2 separate regions of the Mus musculus genome follow, and region 1 is linked to region 2. Evidence: chromatin loops called from intact Hi-C (ENCODE). Cell type or tissue: left cerebral cortex. All regions are shown on one strand. Links, peaks and the distances in the headings refer to the core of each region. The heading gives the core; the rest is flanking DNA. Region 1 overlaps Sema4f (sema domain, immunoglobulin domain (Ig), TM domain, and short cytoplasmic domain). Region 2 holds the start of Mrpl53 (mitochondrial ribosomal protein L53).

What was found. Peaks named below come from ENCODE experiments on the same cell type or tissue, not always from the same donor. Only the 100,000 strongest peaks of a DNase experiment are listed, where the experiment ranks them.
Region 1: it touches region 2 in a loop (2.4-fold over the local background); 6 of 42 quality-filtered maps call a loop at or near these places.

What each region holds. Positions count from the first base shown.
Region 1 is chr6:82,912,503-82,923,834 of GRCm38, reverse strand. It overlaps Sema4f (sema domain, immunoglobulin domain (Ig), TM domain, and short cytoplasmic domain), which reads left to right. Exons shown (of 14, transcript NM_011350.4): 6 at 4,153-4,272; 7 at 4,367-4,518; 8 at 5,125-5,303; 9 at 5,504-5,651; 10 at 5,790-6,012; 11 at 6,137-6,246; 12 at 6,353-6,513; 13 at 9,410-9,468; 14 at 9,731-11,332. The coding sequence ends at 10,344. Among named protein-coding and RNA genes, the nearest start is that of Sema4f, 22 kb to the left of the region's middle. In left cerebral cortex, for the core only: a CTCF peak has its summit at 5,920 (motif pointing left); DNase peaks (open chromatin) are centred at 5,968, 6,207 and 6,556.
Region 2 is chr6:83,101,963-83,113,294 of GRCm38, reverse strand. It overlaps Ccdc142 (coiled-coil domain containing 142), which reads right to left. Exons shown (of 9, transcript NM_001081266.1): 1 at 10,657-11,332; 2 at 10,251-10,337; 3 at 10,026-10,175; 4 at 9,763-9,893; 5 at 9,570-9,683; 6 at 6,128-6,242; 7 at 5,663-5,840; 8 at 5,341-5,540; 9 at 4,174-5,204. The coding sequence ends at 4,918. Mrpl53 (mitochondrial ribosomal protein L53) reads right to left here and starts at 4,187. Exons shown (of 3, transcript NM_026744.3): 1 at 4,092-4,187; 2 at 3,869-3,981; 3 at 3,363-3,773. The coding sequence starts at 4,183. The coding sequence ends at 3,622. In left cerebral cortex, for the core only: CTCF peaks have their summits at 4,276 and 5,535 (motif pointing left); DNase peaks (open chromatin) are centred at 4,259 and 5,528; H3K4me3 peaks cover 1,076 bases; H3K27ac peaks cover 945 bases.

The DNA.
Region 1 (11,332 bases), core at 4,630-7,129, 190 kb after region 2:
CAGACATGATCTTCATATCTGTGCGGTTGATGTCCCTTCTGTAAATATTTGAGATCATGGTAAGCCTCTGCATCTGGACAACTGCTACTTACATTCCAAGGTGTCTGTCCCTTTTTCTGTCCCCTAGTGTCAGTGACCCTTTTCTAGTCCACCTTCAGGGACAGTTCTCTTCCGCCATTGCAGGTTCCAGTCTTGCTAGCTCTTTAGGGTAACAATCCCTTAGAGCATTTTGAAACCCTTTGCCTCCGGTGCTAACTAGGCCTTTGTGTGATTATCTGTGATCCCTCTTCAATTTTATTTATCACCTTTATCCTTGAAGACATGCTCCCTAAATATACATAACTGTCTGCTTCACACGTCTTCCATTCTCAGGACAGCGTGGCACAGCTTCTTATGGCTCACGGAGGTTTGGTTTTAGGGTTTTCTGTGTATGGTGTTGTTAAGGACCTTTCCCTTTCCCTTTCCCTTTCCCTTTCCCTTTCCCTTTCCCTTTCCCTTTCCCTTTCCCTTTCCCTTTCCCTTTCCCTTTCCCTTTCCCTTTCCCTTTTTTCAGACAGGGTTTCTCTGTGTAGCCCTGGCTGTCCTAGAACTTGATCTGTTAACCAGGTTGGCCTTGAACTCCTTGATTTTTTTTCACCATCACAAAGGACAAGAGCTTTGCTAAGCATCCCTGACACTTCCTTTTCCCTGAGAAACATTGTCACCCAGACCTGTCTCCTGTCTCTGCCTCATGAGTGCTGGGATTAAAGGCATGTGCCACTACTGCCTAGGTTCTAGGCACCATTCTTCAATCAGTTTTCCAGTATCAGTTCTCTCTCACCTACCACCTAGCAAGTACAGAGTGTTGGCTCATGTGGGGTTCCATTAGTTGCTGGGACCTGTGACTAATATTTAGGTTTTCTGTCCTAAACTCTTCTGGAAGGGATTGGCATGTCACTTGACAGCTGCTCCTCCTCTGCTAGCAGCAAGACATGTCTCTGAAGTTCTACAGGGACTGTCACCGATGGTACAGAATGCATACCGTGTGGCTGGCCCTCGCGAGGGTTCTGTACTTGTTTTCTAGCATCTGCACTGATGAGTGGAAGGTGGCTTTCTCCCTGTTCTGCATTTGAAGAGCCTGGGATTTAGGAAAGCCAGTTTGCCCAAGATTGTTGTCTAGTGAGTGCTCTCGGGGTTCAACCCCAAGTCTTCTGATGCCAAAACCCTGCCCACAATCTCAAGCGGTGGAATCACCTCTCCTTCCCACCTACACCCTGCAAGGAGGTTTTCGGTCTACAAGTCTCCCAGGCCTCTTGGCTGTTTTTCACTTTGCACTGAGTGTTGTTTCAAGGCTGGGTATCTGGCCACTGCTAACAACGCACAGCCCTTAGGGAGCATCTGTTAGCCAGCATGTCTCTGCTTCCTTCTGCATGACCCTGCTCTCTCCTGCTTCCCCGGGCTAGCACAAGCCCCTTCAAGCCCTTGCTTCCTTCTCCCGGCTCTCTGATCTGACCTCTCAGCTGCCTGCAGAATATTCTCCTTTAGACGGTGGTGTTCCTCAGGGCACCCTAGTCTATTTGCATCTCTGATCAGTACCTTTGTGTTGTTCCTATTGGGACCTAAACAGGATGTGTAGTGACGCGTAGGTGATGGCTTTGGCTGTGTTTCCTGGACCATCCTTAGTTGCCTTCTTGAATTTCCCATGTCTCCTGAAAGCCCTTTTGCCTTAGCATGTCCAGGAGTGAATGCCCTTCTTCTCCGGCTGCCTTCTTCACAAGCCTTCCTCTGTTGTTTCCTGTCCTGGTTACTTATGTCTGACAAACCACAGAGATGTTATCTTTGTCTATTCTTTCATCTCTCCGATTTCAGTTTGTGCTCAGTCTGCACTAACACACTTTCTCTTAGAAGTACCTTCTTGGCCTCTCCCCTTTCTTCTTTGCCTCCTCTGGGTCTTCCATGCTTCTTGAGCTGTGTGAATGGTCCTTTGTTGCTGTTACTTCTCCTCTGCATCTTCTCTTTCTCTCTTTTCTTCTCCCCTTTCACCCTCTTCCATTTCCTCTTCCTCTTCTCCCTCTTCTCTTTTGGAAAACATAAACATCACTTTGTTGTAATGAGTTCACAAATCAAAACATCACACGAGGAATTTAATGTTGAGGTGGCTCCTCTTCTTCATTTTCACTTCCTGTGTGTGTGCATATGTGTGTGTGAGTGTGTGCATGCGCGTGTGCATACTGCATGCATGTGATTGGGTACCACGTGACTGCAGTACCCAAGGAGGTCAGAAGAGGACGTTGGAACCTCTGGGACTAGAGTCAAGGATGGTTGTGAGCCTCCATGTAGATGCTGGGCATCAAACTCAGGTCCTCTGCAAGAGAAGCCAGGGTTCTTAATGGTTGAGCCATCTTTGTTGTTGTTTTGCTTTGAGACAGGGTTTCCCTGCATAACCCTGGCTGTCATAGAACTTGCTTTCTAGACCAGGCTGACCTTGAGATCTGTTTGCCTCTGCTTCCAGAGCCCTGTGATGAAAGGCATGTGCTTCTTGTTTTTTGATTTCAGACTTGCATTCAATTTCTGATCTTCCTACCTCAGCCTCCCTACTGCTGGGATTACAAATTCACACCACCATGCCTGGCCATTATCATTGTCAGTATCACCATCACCATCACCACCATCACCACCACCACCACCACCACCACCACCACCATCACCATCACCATCACCATCACCATCACCATCATCATGGTCTTCTTACCCAGGACTTAGGGCTTACTAGGCTCTACCGTTGAGCTATACTCCAGCCCTCATTGCTTTCTTTATAAACCCCAATTGATTATGTTACACTCCCCATTTAAAAAAAAAACTCCACTGTTCTCTTCCCTGTGAGATAAAGACTTCGTGTCCTGATATGTCAGAGCACACTTCACAAACGAGGACACATCTCCATGCCTCTAGCCTTGCCTCTGTTCATTTGCTTGGTGCAGAAACGTCTGCCCCTTTGGGCATCAGCCACCATGGTCCTTATGCCTGAGTATGGCTCCTTTGTTCACTGCTTCCCTGTCTTTCTCCCTGATGCCCTCTAACTGGCAAATTTTTTATTCTTCGGAGATGCTATGGGTCTGGGAATATAGCTCAGGTGGTGTAACAGTTGCCTGGCATATGCAGGGTCCCAGTTTCAATCCCTGGTACCTCTCTGCTGCCCCTCAAAAGATGCTGCAATCCCAGATAGGCATGGCTGGATCATCGTCTGCCTGTCTCCCTCCCCCAGTTCAGGACTCCTGGTCCCTGAACATCTGCTTGTCCTCCTTGCCCCAGAAGGTGATGCGCTCAGCACAGTGCCTTGTGCACAGCAACTGATGGAATCCTGCCACCTTGCTTTTCCCAGAATGCCTGTGCTTCATGAGAGACCCTGGGTGCCCATGACTTTCTATGGCCCACAGCCACTTTCTTATTCCTTGTGTCTGACCCCTTGCCCATGTTATTCATGGTGGCAGAGCTGTTCCTCTCTTGTGTCCCAACGTGCCTGTGATTCATCTCTTACCCCCACTATTCCTAGAGTGCTGGAGACTGTCTCAGTGCAGGAGACACTCCTCACTTTCTGTGAAGCTTCCTCTCATCAAACTGAGCTGGTATTTCCCAAAGTGTGGCTTGAACCACTTGTTATCAGTGTGACTTCTGCCTGCTTGAAATGCAAGGTGTTGGGACATGCCCCGATTTTACCCAGTTAGAGTTGCTGGGCCTGATGACCTACATCAAGTATCCACGTGATCCCAGTATACTCCTTAGCTGTGAATGGTTCCAGGGTAGTGTACCCAGCAGTGTTCAGAAAGAACACGGGTTCTCTACTCCATAGTGGAAAACTTGGGGTTTGCTGCAAAGCAAAGGCCACCGCCTGGGGAGTCTGAGGACAGTTAGCTCTCACCAGGTTACTGCAGTGACACCCAATGTCTGCTAGAGAAGCCTTTCTGCTCCTGTCATGCCTGGGTCCTTCTGGCATTTCTCCCTCAGTGCAGGCTTCCTACTCCAGCACTTCCTGTGAGTCAGGTGTCCCCCGTGATGACATTTGGTGCATGCTCAGTCTGTGTGTTGCTACTCTGCTTTGTCCCACGCCCTGCCTGTGACTGTTTCTGCTTCCAGGTGTCTCTGACTGCTCATCTCCTTCCTGTCACCCTGCAGGGGGCGTCCTCTACACCGCCACTGTGAAAAACTTCCTGGGGACAGAGCCGATTATCTCCCGAGCTGTGGGTCGAGCTGAGGACTGGATTCGAACAGAGACCTTGTCATCCTGGCTTAATGGTGGGAAGAGGGACAGGGTCACCTGGGACACAGGTCAGGTGGAGGCTGGGTAGCCCCAGGCTGTCTGAAGATCTGAGGTCATTGGTTTCTTCAGCCCCAGCCTTTGTCGCAGCTATGGTCCTGAGCCCGGCTGAGTGGGGGGATGAAGATGGAGACGATGAAATCTTCTTTTTCTTCACGGAGACCTCCCGAGTCTTGGACTCATATGAGCGCATCAAGGTCCCACGAGTGGCCCGTGTGTGTGCGGTGAGAGCTCTGTCCTGGCTGGCTGTCATCTCCCAGTGTTTTGGCCTTCCATCTCTTCCTCCCTGGGCCTCTTTCGCCTCTCTCCTCTGTCTGGTTTGTTCTCCACCTAGGCTTCTCTCATGGGAGCTTGAGGAAGGTGAGGGAGAAGGCTCTGGCCACTCTGGCGACTCTAGCTCTCCCCCACACTTACCTTCGCAACACACTGTCTATAGGAAGTTGGGTTACATTAGAAGTTTAAGGAAGGATGTAATGATGGACCCAGGTTCAAGTCCTGCCCCACCACTTCCTGCCTCTGTGACCTCTCTCTTGTTCCTTGGCACCTTTGAAGCGTATATGTAGAGTTTTTATAACAACCGAGGACAAATTGGTTTTAAGGACTAAGTGAAGTCACAGTTCTTTGTCATGATTTACGTTGTCAGTGTCCTTGTTATCACAATCCTATCCATCTCTGCACCCTGTTACCCCCAGTTTCTCAGATTATGTCTGTTCTTCTCCATGTCTGTCTGTCCGCGTGCTATGAACTCAGGTAGCACACACAAGGGTCTACACATGTTTTATCTAGTTTTGGTCTTCTAAAGAGTGTTTCCCATGTTCCTGTCACCCCAGGGGGACCTTGGGGGCCGGAAGACCCTTCAGCAGAGATGGACGACGTTTCTAAAGGCTGACCTGCTGTGTCCAGGGCCCGAGCATGGAAGGGCCTCGGGGGTTCTGCAGGATATGACAGAGCTTCGACCTCAGCCTGGCGCGGGGACCCCCCTCTTTTATGGCATCTTTTCCTCCCAGTGGTGAGGGGGTCCTGGTGTGGATGACGGGGTGACGGGGGGAGGGGTGTCCGTGGAGTTGGTATGGTCACTGCAGGTGGACTCTCTTTCCCTCGGCTGCATGGCTCCTGTGTGCTTCTCGGGGATCCAGTCCTTTGATAAGGGACGAGTTGCTGTCACCTAGCTCTCTCCAGATACTTAGCTCCAATCTGTGACTCCTCCAGGGAAGGAGCCGCCATTTCTGCTGTGTGTGCCTTCCGACCCCAAGACATCCGGGCAGTGCTGAATGGTCCCTTTAGAGAGCTAAAACATGACTGCAACAGGGGACTACCTGTCATGGACAACGAGGTGCCCCAGCCCAGACCTGGAGAGGTGAGGAGGGGGTGGGGCAGGTCTTCATCACAACCTTGATTTTTTTTTCCACCATCGTAAAGGACAAGAGCTTTGCTAAGCATCCCTGATACTTCCTGTTCCCTGAGAAACATTGTCACCCAGACCTGTCTCCTTTAGTGCATCACCAACAACATGAAGTTCCAGCAGTTTGGATCCTCACTCTCCCTGCCAGACCGTGTGCTCACCTTTATCAGAGACCACCCGCTCATGGACAGGCCCGTGTTTCCAGCTGATGGCCGCCCCCTGCTGGTCACTACGGATACAGCCTATCTCAGAGTTGTGGCTCACCGGGTGACCAGCCTCTCAGGGAAAGAATATGATGTGCTCTACCTGGGGACAGGTATACAGCATCAAGCAAGTTGCCCATAACGTCACCACAGAGAGGTGCCCTGTGACATCCAGGCACCAGGGTTCCAGGCACAGTGCCAGCTAAGCCATTTTCTTGCCCTTTTCCTTCCTCCCAGAGGATGGGCACCTCCATCGGGCTGTGCGCATCGGAGCTCAGCTCAGTGTCCTGGAGGATCTGGCCTTGTTCCCGGAAACACAGCCGGTTGAAAGCATGAAATTGTACCATGTGAGTTGTGTATTCGGGGAGCCTGCTGGGGAGAGTCGAGTCTGTGGCCAGTTAACGGTCTGGTCTGGACGATGAGCACATTTTCTCTCTCGCTCCATTTCTACAGGATTGGCTTCTGGTGGGCTCCCATACTGAGGTGACACAAGTGAACACCAGCAACTGTGGCCGTCTCCAGAGCTGCTCAGAATGTATCCTGGCCCAGGATCCCGTGTGTGCCTGGAGCTTCCGGCTCGATGCTTGTGTGGCCCATGCAGGCGAGCACCGTGGGTGAGTGGGGCTGCTTTGCTTTGCTCTCTTGCCTGCCCGCCCTCCTGGACTCCGCCCTCCCATATGGCTGTCTCATCTGCCGATGCCATTCCCTCTGTGTGTGGCTTCTTGTTTGGAGCCGCATCTCTTGCCTGCCCGTCGGTTAGCTCATGTTAACTCATCTGTCTGCCCGTCTGGTGCTGTCTAATTAATGCTAGACCGGGCATTGCACACATTGTACCTCGGATGATAGTGACTCCAGCTCCGAAGTGGATCATTGCTCCACTGGCTTCCTCCACCTCCACTGCCACCAAGCCAGCGTGGTGTGCGTGCGTGTGTGTATGTATGTGTGATGTATTAGAGTGTATATGTATGTGTGTGTTTGTATATGATATGTGTGTATGTATGATGTATATTTATGTAAGGTGTGTGTATGTGTATACATGAGGACTGGCAAGTGTATGTCATTGCCTCAGCTTGTGTGTCAGAGGACAGAGGACAATCCCTGCTAGTTTTCTTACACTTTGAGACAAGGTCTGTCTGTGGCTCACTATTTTGTATTCAAGCTAGCTGCCCTCAAGCTTCTAGTTTCTTTTGTCTCTTCATCAGGCGATAGGGCTGCACAGGGACTTGTGAGATACCTGTCCTACTGTGGCCAACTTTGAGGCCGGTTCTGGGGAACCAAATTCACTTAATCAGGTTTGTACAGCAGGCACTGTTTCCACTGAGCTATCCCCAACCCAGTCACTTCTCACTGGGGTCTCCTAATTCTGGGCTCCTGCCATCCATTTGCCTCTCAGAGGTGACCTTAAAAATATACCACACGGAAGCAAACCCTGACGTCCCTCCCTCACTCTGAATAATTCAGAATGACTCTCTTGTCACATAAGAAATCTCCTAAAAAGATCTTATCCTTGGAAATCTTAAATATTTAAAAGTACGATGAATGAATAAATGTGACTAAAATGATAAATTTGTGTATCTCCACCCCTTCCACCACTGCTGCCTGACCAACACTGTTTTTAATGACTTCGCTGTCAGTTATTTTGAAGCAAATCTTTCTTAGATATCATGTTATTTTATTCATAAATCTTTGAGTATCTGTGGCATACAAGGACACTAAAACAAAAGAAAAGGGTGCTGGAGAGAGACATGGGTCAGCAGTTAAGAGCACTGCTTGTTCTTCCAGAAGACTCAGGTTCAATTCTTCCCACCTACAGGATGGCTCACCGTTCCAGGGGCTCCAGTGCCCTCTTCTGGCCTCTGAGGGAATTGCACCCTTGTAGTGCACTGAGGTGGGGAAAAGGTGCAGGCTGCCTGAGGAATGACAGATTGTCACTCAGTACAGAATGAAGACTGTCCTCTGGGCTCAACACACACACACACACACACGTATGTCCACGTTCACACACACAAACATAAATATACACACACAAAATAATCATGTTACATAATAGGTAATACTTATGTAGCCATACCCAATCCTTAACTTTTTAGTGTTATCAAATATACAGTGATGTTTCAGTTTCCTCATTTGCATATACTTAACCTGTATAATTCAAGATTCAAATAATACCATCAATACTCGTAGGCTTATTTGCTTTATAAATATATTTTAATTAAAAAAAATACTGTGATAATGTCTTAATCTGTAGCCCACACTGGCCTAGAGCTCACCCTAATCTGTAGAACCCGGGCTGGCCTCAAATTCATAGTGATCTCTCCTGCCTCATCTTCCCACACACTGAGATTATAGGCGTCACGATTAGTGCCTAATCCAAACCTAGGTCTGTGAGGGTCGGGAGGCCCCCTCCCCTGAGCTAGTCTCAGCTGTTAATTTAAATTCTCTTAGTGGAATAGTTTTGGCCAGGTGCTTGCAAAATTCTTTTTCATTGTAACACTAGGATTTTCCGTTTTGAAGCCCATGGCAGGCCACCAGCCTGGCCTCACACCCAGCCTTTTACCTGGGTGCTGCAGGTTTACGGCAGGGCCTCATGCTTGCATGGCAATCTTGTTTACCACGACTCACAGCCCCTCCCCCAAGCCTTCAGGTGTAAAGGAGAGGGCACCCTGTAGCCATGGACAGCAGTTTCACTTCTCAGATTTCCCTGCCTCTTAGGGGATACCCACCAAGCACGTTTCCAACAGATTGTCAGCTAGGAATATGTGGATACTTGACAGGGAAAAGCCTTGAGGTACATTAAGGAAAGATTTGGTGGAGGGGTGAATGCTGACTAACTCCAGGAGTGATTTCTAACATGATGGGTTCTGGAGTCAGGACTGTGATAACCGAGTACTGTGATAACTAAGTACTGTGTTAACTGAGTACTGTGGTAACCAAATACTATGATAACTGAGTACTGTGATAACTTAGTACTGTGTTAACTGAGTACTTTGTTAACTGAATACTGTGACAACCAAGTACTGTGATAACTAAGTACTGTGGTAACCAAGTACTGTGATAACCAAATACTATGATAACTGAGTACTGTGTTAACTGAGTACTTTGTTAACTGAATACTGTGACAACCAAGTACTATGATAACTGAGTACTGTGGTAACCAAGTACTGTAATAACCAAATACTATGATAACTGAGTACTGTGATAACTTAGTACTGTGTTAACTGAGTACTTTGTTAACTGAATACTGTGGCAACCAAGTACTGTGATAACTGAGTACTGTGGTAACCAAGTACTATGATAACTGAGTACTGTGATAACTTAGTACTGTGTTAACTGAGTACTTTGTTAACTGAATACTGTGGCAACCAAGTACTGTGATAACTGAGTACTGTGGTAACCAAGTACTGTGGTAGTGGGAGTACCGTGGGGCTGAGTACCATGGTACTGTGAGGGTCTGAGGAAGGTGCAAGCACATTGGAACACTAGGTTTACCAGATATTCTCTTCTCTGTAGGATGGTTCAAGACATAGAGTCAGCAGATGTCTCTTCTTTGTGTCCAAAAGAACCTGGAGGTTTGTATGGCTCAGAGAAATGCGGGTGGAATGTATAGAAAGGGGCTAGAGAGTTGATCTTTTTTGTCTCATTCAAAAGACTTGATCCCATGAAGACATGGCAGTCCAGGACCCAGGACCCAGGACCCAGGGCCTTTCCATTTTTGGGAATCCCTTTTGGCAATGTCCCTACATATCTTATATATGACATCTCTCCATATGCCCCCATCCTACTTCCTGCCTATAGCTTCATGTCTTTTGTGTCTTTGCCTTCTCTCCACAGAACATCCGGTAGTGTTTGAAGTTCCAGTGGCTACGGTGGGCCACGTGGTCCTGCCGTGCTCCCCCAGTTCTGCCTGGGCATCCTGTGTGTGGCACCAGCCCAGTGGAGTGACTTCGCTCACCCCACGAAGGGATGGGCTAGAGGTGGTGGTGACCCCAGGGGCCATGGGGGCTTATGCTTGCGAGTGTCAGGAGGGTGGAGCCGCCCGTGTGGTGGCTGCTTATAGCTTGGTGTGGGGCAGCCAGAGGGGGCCCGCAAACCGGGCCCACACCGTTGTGGGGGCTGGGCTGGTTGGCTTTTTCCTGGGTGTTCTAGCAGCATCTCTCACTCTCCTCCTGATTGGTCGCCGTCAGCAGCGGCGGCGACAGAGGGAGCTTCTAGCTAGAGACAAGGTGGGCTTAGATCTGGGGGCTCCACCTTCTGGGACCACAAGCTATAGCCAAGACCCTCCCTCTCCTTCACCTGAAGATGAACGGCTGCCCCTGGCCCTGGGTAAGCGGGGCAGTGGTTTTGGTGGCTTCCCTCCACCCTTCCTGCTGGATTCTTGCCCGAGCCCAGCCCACATCCGGCTCACTGGGGCTCCTCTGGCCACGTGCGATGAGACGTCTATCTAAAGCCAGGAAAATGACTGCCAGCCATGAGCAATCTCTGGAACTAGCGGCTACGAAGACCAGGGTCACTGAACCTGGGAGACGATCATGGCTGCTCCATTCTCTTGGAGTCTGTGTGATCACACGTCAGTGTCTGTCCTCTGGACCTGGATGAGCTGAGGGCCAGACCTTTGCCTGATTCCTGATTCTCATGAGAGATCAACCCTGTAGCCCTCTGCTATGGCCTCTTGTCTTGGGCCCATCATCAGCTTGTGGGGTGGAGCAAGGACACAGGCTCTGATTTGCTTATGGTGGGCCCCCGGAAAGAGGGAGCACTGCGGGGTGGTTGGAGCGCGTGTGCCCTGCATCCGTGTGGTGCCTGTATGATGATTTTCCAGTTTGCTGACTCTGGGGAGCGCATGATCCCCGGACTGCCTTGAGATCTCTCCCAACTCAGTTTCCCTTTGTCCCTTGAAGAGTGTGTGTCTATACACTGGTGTGCCTCGAAGACCTGTCCAGGTGTGTGTGGATGACAGGGCCGGTGCCTAGGTGCTTTTGGGGGGTCGGAGAGGAAGGTTGGAACGGGGGACAACTTTACCCTCGGTAGCCAGTGAGGGAAACCACACGACCCCATCACCCCACAGCGCTTCTTCAACTTTGAGCAAAGTTCCCAAAGTGACCTTCTGGTGGGAAGGGCAGCAGGACACGTGGCCCCGTCCTTCTCCTCATCTTTCTCCTCTGGCTGCCACCACTGCCGTGCCACCGCTGCTTTTTCCCTGGCTGGAGTGGAGGCTGAGCCCTCTTTCCTTGGCTTCCATTTAAAATGAACTTCACAACATTCTAGCTATTGAGGGATGACAAAAGGAACCCAGAAAAGTGTGTAGGAAATTACAAGCAGGTTCAAGAAGATTTGCCTCAGTGACTTTCACCCTTGCCCTAAAGCAGGAGTCCCCTAGCAGGACTCCCTGAAATTGTATGCAAAGAAATGTCTGTCCATGTGTGGCATGTGTGC
Region 2 (11,332 bases), core at 4,026-6,525:
TGATATGTCAATAGATCTATTATTTAGGGGATAATAACAAGGGGAAATCTGTACATACTCATGCAGGTACAACTTTTAAATTTATTAATTTGTATTCGGGTGTGCATGTTCCACAGTGTGTGAGTGGCTGTCAGAAGACCATGACTTGCTGTTATTCTTCCCTTTCCCCATGAGGGTCCCAGGGATCAAACAGGCCATCAAGCCTCGTGGTAAGCAGTTTTACCCGATGAGCCATCTGTTCAAGCCCTGGATGCCCTTTGTTTTTGTTTGTTTTTTTATTTTAATCTAGAGTATTTTCATTCCTAAGTTAATGGAACCAACACAGAACCTTTAGATAGGTGGACAAGCCTATACTATTCTTATTTGACAAATGAGAGTGGACAGTGACAGATTTATCTGTCCCATGTCATAACTACTTAAGGGCAGAGCTGACTGGGATTGACAGCTGTTCTGGTTTTGTTTTGTTTTTTGAGACAGGGTTTCTCTGTATAGCCCTGGCTGTCCTGGAACTCACTTTGTAGACCAGGCTGGCCTCGAACTCAGAAATCCACCTGCCTCTGCCTCCCGAGTGCTGGGATTAAAGGCATGTGCCACCACGCCCAGCTCTGTTTTTGTTTTTAAGATTCATTTATTTATGTATATGAGTACACTGTAGCTGTACAGATGGTTGTGAGCCACCATGTGGTTGCTGGAAATTGAACTCAGGACCTTCGAAAGAGCAGTCAGTGCTCTTAACCACTGAGCCATCTTTCCAGCCTGACACCTGCTGTTTTTAACAAAAACTCATTCAATTTTACCAGTGAAGACTTGGGAGCCAGATGCTAGGGTTAAAGCCTGCTAGCTGAGAGACAGAGAAAACACCCAGCAGACCTTCCTCCTCAGCCTAAGTCTCACCGGGAATGACCCTCTCTCACAGTCTCAAGCAATTCTACTTCCTGTGTGTCTATCTGTTCCCCTGACTCTTTCTCTCTATCATTTTTTCTTAATAAGCCCATGTTCACTTCCTGACAACACTTGGGCCTGTGGTTGCTTGCTCTACTTCTTGACCTACAGTTGACTTTAATCTTGTTTACAATAGTTCAGAAAGCTTTTGGATTAAAGGTGTATGCTAAGGCTGAGCCACACCACAACTATTTTCCAGTATTCCAGTATTTTCCAGTAAGTAACACAATCTTGGGGTTCACAGAATGGCCAAATATCCTGCAGCACACACCCCAGGCCTTCAGGGAGATGTCTTTCTTAAAGGATGGCAGCGAGAGAGCCTCTACTACTCATTTAGGCAGGGAAGAATTACAGTATTGCTGGGGAGTGGGGCCCGAGTTATCTGGTAAACTACATAGCTATTCTTAGCTGGGCATTCTTAAGTTCTCTGGCAGTGGCTGTGGGCTTTTTTTTTTTTTTTTTTTTTTTTTTTTTTTTTTTTTTTCTCTCTTCTTGTAATTCAAGGTGAGAAACAAAGGGGCTGGGAAGGTGGCCCAGTGATTTGAGCACTTGCTGGGAAAGCATGAACTGACTTGGGATCCAGCATGCTCACATAAAAGGCCAGGGCGCATCCGCAGCACTGGGGTAAGGAGATAGGGGATTCTGGGTGCTTGCTGGCTAGGTGGGGTAATATATGCCTGTAACCACAGCACTTGGGGGATGGAGATAGGGGATTCTGGGTGCTTGCTGGCTAGGCTAGCTGAAAAGAGTAAGGTCAGGTTCAGTGAGACATTTTATCTGGAAACAAGACAAAACAAAACAATAACAAAAATCCAAAACAGATGGAACATGGTAAAGGAAAATACACAACCTTTGGCTTCCACATTTGCAAACACAGGCATGTGCACCTACATACATATACATACACAAAAAGAAAACAATGATACCGTAACCCAGTGTACACACACACACACATATGCTAGAGTGTCTTTATTTATAAAATATACAGTCATTTATTCAAAACTAAAACTTCTTAAAAGAATACTCTTGTGGCTGTAGTAAGAATGTTGGTTTCTTTAGAAATTCAGTTATGTTTTAGTGCCAGGTGTGGGGTAAGAAGCTGTGTCCCAGCCGGTGATTATGAACTGCCTTGTGCACTAGCAGGGGTGTGATTTTTACCTGCTGCAGAGAGATTAATTCTGGGGACTCTGGAGAGGGCCTGCTGCAGCTGCTGATCCCTCTTGCTGCGGCTGCATTTGCTGGATATTCTGATGATGAAGACTGGACTTGCCCCAAGGAACCCAAGGACCCTAATCAGCAGGAAGTAGCCTATAGAGGTCTATATCCCCTCCCCCTCTAATCTTCTCTCCTACATAATGCTGGGGTGTCAGAAGGGATTAGGGTGAAGAAAGGTTGGAAGGGAGGTAGAGGTATAAAAACTAAAAGTTAAAAAAAAAATAACACATGGCATGCATGGATAACTTTTTTTGTACGACTTTTTTTTCTGATTTTTAATGTGCATTCATTGGTGTCTTGCCTACATGCATGTCTGTGAGAGGGTGTCAGATGCCCTAGAACTGGAGTTACAGTTGTGAACTGCTATGTGAGTACTGGAGATTGAACCCTGGTCATCTGGAAGAGTAGCTAGTGCTCTTAAACACTAAGCTACTCCTCTGGCCTCGAATGGATAACTTTTTATGCCATTTGATCCTCTAAAATGACTTCATGGTCACATTAATGGATGTTAACCAAAAACTATTTCCGGACTGTGGGAAGTAAGCCATTATTACCCATGTGAAGGATGAGATTTCATAGCAGCTAAAATGATAAGGGAAAATGACACCAGGCAGGAGAATAAAAGTGGTACAGGAAATGAGTGAGAATGGAAGGGTCTCGATAAGTAGACCAGGCTGGCCTCCTGAGTAGCCTGGATAGTGTGTGCCAATAGACGGGGCTGGCTCCTCTCTTTCCCCTCAGTGCAGACAGACTGGTTGGATCTACGGAGAAAGGGAAGGGATAGGAGAGGAAACACTACATTTCTAGCCTAGAAGGCTGAGCAGGAAGTCAGAAGAGCCAAGTGACCGTTCCACTTGAAGGAAAGAATGTTGGTGGCATATGGGGGAAATTGGCAGTAGCTAATCATAGAAGATGGGGTTAGAACCAAATAAAAAGGTAGGGTTTAAATCCTGAGTAGTTGAAATTATGACAGAATGGGTGGTTCCATGAGAGTGAATGAAGAGTAGACAACACTACTAAGGAAGATGAGTACTGTAGGCTGAGGGTGGTGGCTGTCTAGAATCCCAGCACTGAGGAGCCTGAAGCAGAAAAATGCTTTCACATTTCTAGGCCACCTTGGTCTTCTTACTAAGTTTCAGGTTAGCTCATGGTAAGACCCTCTCTCAAAATCCAAGTAAACAACCTGAGAAAAATAGCATTCATTTGGCAATAAATATTTAATTAAAATGTACTTGGTTGACAGATCCAAATAAAGTTAAACACTGAGAAAGAAAAATTCCAATTTGTCGGGGCCCTTCACCACCCAAACTTACTTATCTTGCCCCAGAAGCCCTGTTGTTAGTGTTCTTGCTCCGTATCATGAGCTCCATGCAGCATTTTGAGTGATTAAAGCCCAGGTCTTCTCAGACCACTCACTGTCTTTAGATTCAAGCTAACATTTGGTTGTTGGACTCTTCTGCCATATCAGCGGCGGGTACTCGTACCCGGGGCGACCTTGTCTGCGCCCGGTGCAGATGCTGCCGCGGCGTTCCTGTCCCGGATGTGGGAGGCCAAGGCACTTAACATTTCCTGAGTGGTGAGGTGGGCACCGCGCATAATCAGCCGATACCCATCTCCTGGGGGAGATGCAAACCGATGAGTTAGGGACCCTGACTATGCAGGGCTATGGCGGCGATCTGCCCTCGCCCACCCGCGTCCCTACCAGGTTTACCGAACAACACGTCCACGCAGGGCTCAGAGCCGTCGTGCCTCACGTCGGCGATCACAGAGCAGTTGAGGTTGGTGGCGCGGACTTTCTCGCTGCTCACCGTCTGGAGGAAGGTCCTGCGGCCGGAGGGCAGCGTGAGCGCGTCCGGGGGACCAGGGAGCCGGGACGAGGGTGCGCGCGCACGCGTGGGGAACACGGACGCCTCCCACCTCCCCAGAACCCGTACCTCGTGGACTCCACGTTCTTCTCAAACGGGCAGAACTGAACTCGAACCAGCTTGACCGGCCGTAGTCCGAGCCGAGCCAAAGCCGCCGCCATGGTTACCTCCACCCCGGAAGGAGTAGCACTGGGGATCGGTTTATTGGAACGGACCGCTTCCGGCGGCTCCGCGGTACTTCGCGCGGCTGACCTCCGGGGCCACCCGCGAATACTTCAGCCATTAGCAGTGTTCTGTGCCACACAGCATAAGCAGTGAATGTGCAAAATCCCCTTCGCAGGAAAACGTCCTTCAGCCCTCTCCCTCGGGGTCCTGCCTGCGAGATCTAGGTCAGCACCACCCCACATCCTGGCTCCTTCCTTGGAAAGGATGTCACTGCGGGGACTGTCCACCCAGCAGAAGGCAAGCCCTGCCCCTGTAGCAACAGCCAAGGCTTAAATGTCCAGGCCCTACAGCCTAATGACTAGAAACAGAGACGGGGAAGGGGTAAGACTGCCCTCCACGTGTAGAAATGTCTGCTTTGTCTGTGTTTCCTCATGAATCAGTTTTCGCTTTGCTCCTGGGATTCGAGAGAAAGCAAGGTTTGCCTGTCTCCTGAGCGCTAGCCCTGTAGACCCCTTCTAGTTTTAGCTCCAAGATGTCTTCATTGTTTCCGACATCCAGATTTCAGGCTGTAGTTTGCCTATTACTCTGGATTGCAGATCCTAGGATGATCTGGGGGTTCAATTCTGGACTCTAGTTTATGAACATGTTTTATCAAGCACCCAGGTTTAAGCTTCTCTAGCATACAGTTCCTTGTCTGGGGCATGATCTGCAACCCCTGGTCCTAGTCAACTTAGGGTTCAGGACTTGTCCTCAGGCAAGAAAAAAAAGGCAGGTGCCAACGTGGGTGTTGGTGCAGCCTCAGGGCAAGCCAGGCTTGCTGGTTTCCCACCAGGTAAGCCTCAGGACTAGGTCCTGGTCCTCCCCCTCCCCCTCCTCCTCGTCCTCCTCCCCCCAGGGTGCTTAGCAGGTGAGTGTTCTGGGCAGGGGAGACTCCAAGACGAAGAGGGGGTGCCAAGTTTTCCAGGCTGTTGAGGCTGCTGGTGGGCAGTTCAGTGGTCTGGACCTCATAACAGAGACCTGGGAAGGCAGGAGTGGACGGCAGGTTGGTGGGGAATGCTGACGCCAAAGCAATGGTGAGATTGGGTGTGGGTGTTCGAAAGCACCCCTGGAAGGGCTTAGAAAAGCCTGGGGTTGAGGAGTGGTGATAACTCACAGCAACGGGGAGGTCTTCTGTGGACTGGATTCTTGGGCAGGGGTTGCTGCAGGAGACACAGCAGGGCCCCATCTAGCTGCTGGAAGATGCTGAGTGAGAGCAGAGTCTGGCGAAGCTCCTGCGACAGGCCCCACTGCTCTTGTTCCAGAACCTCCCTGACCACTCCGAAGTCTTGCTTGAGCTGCAGCGCCCCCTGCAGGCTAGATGTCCAGGTACAATGTGGCCACCAGACACTTCTGCCTCCCCAGACTGCTCTGCCCAAATGGTCTCCATTTTCCCTGTTTGGCATTCTTCCTCTGCCACTAGCATCTTTCCTTCATACCTGAACCGGATCCCATGGGTGAGGATGTGGTCAAGCCAGGCGCCCAGTGTGGCTGTCAGTGCCTGGCCGAGGGCAGGGGCTTGGGCTTCAGGTGGCAATCCCTGAAGTCCTTGCAACACAGGCTCCAACACAGAGTAGACCACTATCCGAGCGTACTCACTAGGGTCACTGGGAGGTTCTGGAGTGAGACAAGAGAAAAGACAGATGGAGAGACTGCAGAAGTCCAGTGGGCTCCAGAGGGAAGGAAGGGCACAAAGGGTAAGGACAAAGATGTTGACAGTGGTGTGGAGCCACAACTGGGGAGGGCTTGGACCATTTATACCAGGAACCCGAAGGAGAAAGGTGGAAGTGAGAGATTACCAAGACAGTGGGCTGGGGGTTGTAGCTCACTCAGCAAGGCTTGCTCGTCTAGCTTGTGTGAAATCTTGTGTTTCATTTCCAGCACCAGGAAGAAAGAAAAATTACCAGGACACAATCGAAGTCTCCAGTATCGACCCCTCGGCATGTGGAGCTTGAAGCCTTGTGTGGCTTGTTTATGGCATTCTTGGACAAACAGACCCAGTGATTCTTTGGGCAGGAGCTGTATGGGGAGGAAGAAAGTAAGAAGGGCTAGTCTATTAGACTGGGAATGGTGTTTCTCTCTCTGAGGTCTCAGTGTGGGCATCTGTAAAACCCTGATGCCTCACTGTGGGAGCATGGGCATTTTCTAAGGAGGTCTGGACCTAAACCATGCACAGTACCTAGGATTAGAGGTTTCCTTAGTAATCAAAGGCACATGACAAGTCAGGCGTGTTGGGCATGCGGCTAGACTCCCAGCATTTGGAAAGTAGAATCAGAGTATTAGAAGCTCAATGGCCAGGGGATGGAGAGATGGCTCAGTGACTGAATGAATGCTCCTCTAGAGTCTTGAGTTCAATTCCTAGAAACCACATGGTGGGTCATAACCATCTGTAATGAAATCCGATGCCCTCTTCTGATGTGTCTGAAGACTGCTACAGTGTACTTGCATATATAAATCTTTTTTTAAAAAATGGGGTGGGAAGAAGATGGTGATAACAAGGTTGTGTTGTTTAGATTTTTTTGTTTGTTTGTTTTTTTGTTTTTTCCAGACAAGGTTTCTCTGTATAGCCCTGGTTGTCCTGGAACTCACTTTGTAGACCAGGCTGGCCTCAAACTCAGAAATCTGCCTGCCTCTGCCTCCCAAGTGCTGGGATTAAAGGCGTGCGCCACCACGCCCGGCTTTAGATTTTTGGAGAATCTAAAAAAATGGGGCATTTGGCAGAAGTTCTGTGACCTGAGCATAGTGGCACATGCCTGTGACCCCAGGGCTGGGAATGCTGAAGCAGGAGGATGACAAGTTCCATGAGGCCAGCTTGAGCTGACTCTTACATTAGAGTCAAGAAAGGAAAAGGATGGGGGAATAAAAAACAAAAGAAAATGGAAAAAGACGTGGATATATGATCCCCGGAACCTAAGGAAAGGGAGGTTCTGCGGCATGGGGGAGAGGAAGAAACCACTGGGTCCCTGGCACATCAGACATGTGTGTGCCTCTGTTCTCCCTTCTCTCCAGCACAGAATTTCCCCACTCCCATCTGTCTAGCCCAAACTAGCCTTGAAATTTCCATGTAGTCCAGGCTGGCCTCAAACTCAAATCCTGTTTCAGCCTCCTCAGTACTGGGATTAAAGGTATACACTAGCACCCCTGGCCCTGCCTCCAACAATGTAATGCTAACTGGCTACTCTGCCAAGCTCCACACCATTTCCTGACACACACAGTCCTGAATACAAACAGGAGGGGAGAGGGAGGGAGGGAGGACTGGACTCACAAAGAGAGCATATGAGCTTTTGTTCCCCAGGAAGGCTGTCTGGGGAGCCTGCTTCTGCTACTCAGAGGCTGCCCAGCCAGCAGTTAAGCCTCAGGTACTGGTCCTCCTCTGGGCTTCCATAACCATCTATGTGAAGCTCTTCTCATTAGGAGGCTACGCTAGGGCATGATGTTAAAGAGAAAACAGTAAGAATGGAAGAAATCCCAAACAGTTGCTGGACTAGAAGTCTCAGATTCAGGAGACCAAAGGTGGGAGTTCACAGCAGTTAAGATGCTTGGTAAGCAGAGAAGCAGAGCAAAGGGGCAGGGGCCAACCTGAGCTCTGCAGACACACCAGGAGCAGAGGGCCAACCTGAGCTCTGCAGACACACCAGGAGCAGAGGGCCAACCTGAGCTCTGCAGACACACCAGGAGGACAGGGCCAACCTGAGCTCTGCATCCACACTAGGAGCAGAAGGCCAACCTGAGCTCTGCAGACACACCAGGAGGACAGGGCCAACCTGAGCTCTGCAGACACACCAGGAGCAGAGGGCCAACCTGAGCTCTGCATCCACACTAGGAGCAGAGGGCCAACCTGAGCTCTGCAGACACACCAGGAGCAGAGGGCCAACCTGAGCTCTGCAGACATACCAGGAGCAGAGGGCCAACCTGAGCTCTGCAGACACACCAGGAGGACAGGGCCAACCTGAGCTCTGCATCCACACTAGGAGCAGAGGGCCAACCTGAGCTCTGCAGACACACCAGGAGGACAGGGCCAACCTGAGCTCTGCAGACACACCAGGAGGACAGGGCCAACCTGAGCTCTGCAGACACACCAGGACAGGGCCAACCTGAGCTCTGCAGACACACCAGGACAGGGCCAACCTGAGCTCTGCAGACACACCAGGAGGACAGGGCCAACTTGAGCCCTGCAAACACACCAGGAGAACACAAACATAACCTTATATTTTGCAACAGGAAGCAGTGGTGTGCAAAATGGGACAGATAAAGACAGAAGTAATAGCTCTGTCCATAAACCTAGAAGAAAATCATGGGGGACATAGCTTGGTGTCACGGATCTTACCTGGCATACATGAGGCCCTGACATAATCCAGAGAAAGGGCGAGAAGAAACAGCCAACCCAGAGGGGAGTGGAGCTGTTCTGCTGATCTCCCCATTAGAGGGCTTAAAAATACTTTTAACTTCATTCTCTCTCTCTCTCTCTCTCTCTCTCTCGTGTGTGTGTGTGTGTGTGTGTGTGTGCTGGCATGCTCACATATGCAGTGTGTGTGTGTGTGTGCTGGCATGCTCACATATGCAGTGTGTGTGTGTGTGTGTGTGTGTGTGTGTATGTGCTGGCATGCTCACATATGCAGCAGAGACAACTTGCCGTCATTAGTTCTATCTTTACCCCATATGGGTCTGGGGTTGTCAGACTTGGCATTAAGCACCTATAACTAACGAATCATCTTGCTGCCTCCTTCTGCTCCCCTTCCCACTCGTGATTGGAATCAAAGAAAAGTTCGATGATGCATGATCAGCAGTGCTTGTTGCTTAGCTACAGCCCCAGCTTGCATTTCACCCTTTAAATATAGACATGTGCTACTTTAGTAAAACTATAAAGCAAGCCAGATGCAAGGGCATATGCCACTAATCTCAGATTCAAGAAGCAGAGGCAAGCAAATGTATGTATATGTATACATACACATACTATATATATAGTGTGTGTATATGTGTGTGTATGTATATATATAGTATATGTATATATATACAATAATATATACAAATGTCACTTTTAAAGAGAATAATGAATTAAACACTACTAGGAAAAGTAAAAGACATAATTATGCAGTCGCTAATGAAATAAGTCTAAACAATGATGTCATTGGCTAACACTATTAGGGAGTAGCAAGGGAGTATGAATCATAACTGACCATGAGTTGATTACTATTATGACCATATTTGAATTTTTTTCCATAGTAAAGAACAAGAAGCCAACAGAGAAAACTTTAGCAGAGACTAAGGAGATTGGAGATCGCAAGGTCCCCAGCCCTGTTCTCTAGGCACACACTTACGCTGCCACTCTCAGGTCTCTGCACTCACCTGCATCTTTTCAGTCAAATTGTGGATCTCTAGGCCCAGCTGCTGCTCCACCTCCAGAGTGAGCGCTGCTTCGGAGGCCAGGCTGGACAGCGCCTCCACCGCAGACAGAAGAGGCTGTGGGCAGAAACAGAGAGGGAGGGCTCAGCTCAGGCCACTGAGGGAGGCTGCTCCCTCCCAGCTCTGGGCCACTCACAGGCAGATCCTTCTGGAGCAGGAGCAAGAAGGAACCGGGGTCCCACGCTGCCAGGTGCTGCTGAGCTCTGCCCACAAACCAGAGCAAGGTGGTCTGCAGGGTACAGAGCCCCAGAGCGACAGGCGTAGGACCTGGGAGGGGAAGGACAGTACCCTAGGGTTCATAGGTCACCTCCAGGAGAAGGCCAGCTTCAGAACAGAGGACAGGCAAAAGATAACAACTGCCCCGCCCCCTGCCCTCCCATTCCACACCTCCTGTCTCACCTGCAGGCGGACACAGCCTAAGTTCTGGCCTGGGCTGTCGAAGGCTATCCAAGAGGGGAGGAAAAAGCCGCTGCAGCAGCTCAGAGGTAGGAGACAGTGACGCAGGGCTGCTCTGACCACCCAGGGCTGATCCTAAGGCCTGGCAGAACCCTGGCATGACAAAATATAGTCTGAGGGGGTGCGCAACAGGATCCTTGGGTCACCCCAATGTCCTTTTCTCCTTACCTTGGTCCCAGCTGCAGATGACAGACTGGTGAAACAGGCTGTGACACAGAGACAACAGCTCCTTCTCACACTCCTGAGGCAGGGGTGCTGATGGGAGAAATGAAGGAAGCCTGGAAACAAATCCCTGGTGACAGCCCCTGCCGACTCCACTCAAGTCAGGCATGGTGGCTCTCCGGAGGCAGGAGGCTGAGACCAGCGTCCCAGGCCAGTGTGGACTAAAACCTAAATAAAGACTGCTATGGGAAGCTGCGTGGCCTTGGGAAACCCTAAACGCTATACTTTAAACTCGGGGAAGTTCATTCATTCAAGGCCCTGCGCTTGCTGACAGGCTGGAGTTGAGAGAGGGTAAAGGGAAAAAGACACCCTCACCACAACCTCCAAATGCCAGCTCGGACCCCTCGCTTACCTTGACACAGTGCCTGACTCAGCTCTTGTGCCATTGCTCTAGGGTCCTCCCAGGGTCCCACGCGTAGGTCCAAACACTTAGCACAGGCTGCCCACAGCAAGGTCCAATACTGGCTCCACAGGGCTCCAGGTCCCCCAAGCCTCAGTCCGCTGCTGTCGGTGCTAGCCACGCCCCCTACCAGGCCCAGCAGCCCGGGCAGCAGCTCTCGCTCTTGCTCGCACTGCCGACGGAGCTGCTCCTGCAAGCCCGATCCGCCACGGGCTTCAGCCAGCTTATCTGCCACCTGACAACCCCGCTCTGCAGCCAGGAGCTGGAGCACACGGGCCGCGGGGAATGGGCGCGCGGCCCCGGGGACGAAGTTCAGGGAATGTCCCTGCAGAGTGTGGTAGAAGGGAAGGGCCAGCAACAGTTCGGCTAGCTGGGATGTCAGGCCCAGGCTAGCGGGTGTCCGGCCCAGTGAACGAAGCTGCATCTCGATGGCAGCCTCCAAGTGCTGGGCAGCTAGCCCGACAGGGCGAGTCAGGAGAAGCGTCTCCCTGGAGCCCGGGAAGCCGAGGCGCAGAGCCGCCCCACGAGATGGGCACAGCTGTAAATCGCCGTGCAACTGCTGCAGGGAGAGGGAACCGGCCGAGGAGCCGGAGCGGAGCAGCCGCACGACCGCCTGCAGGTGGCGGGC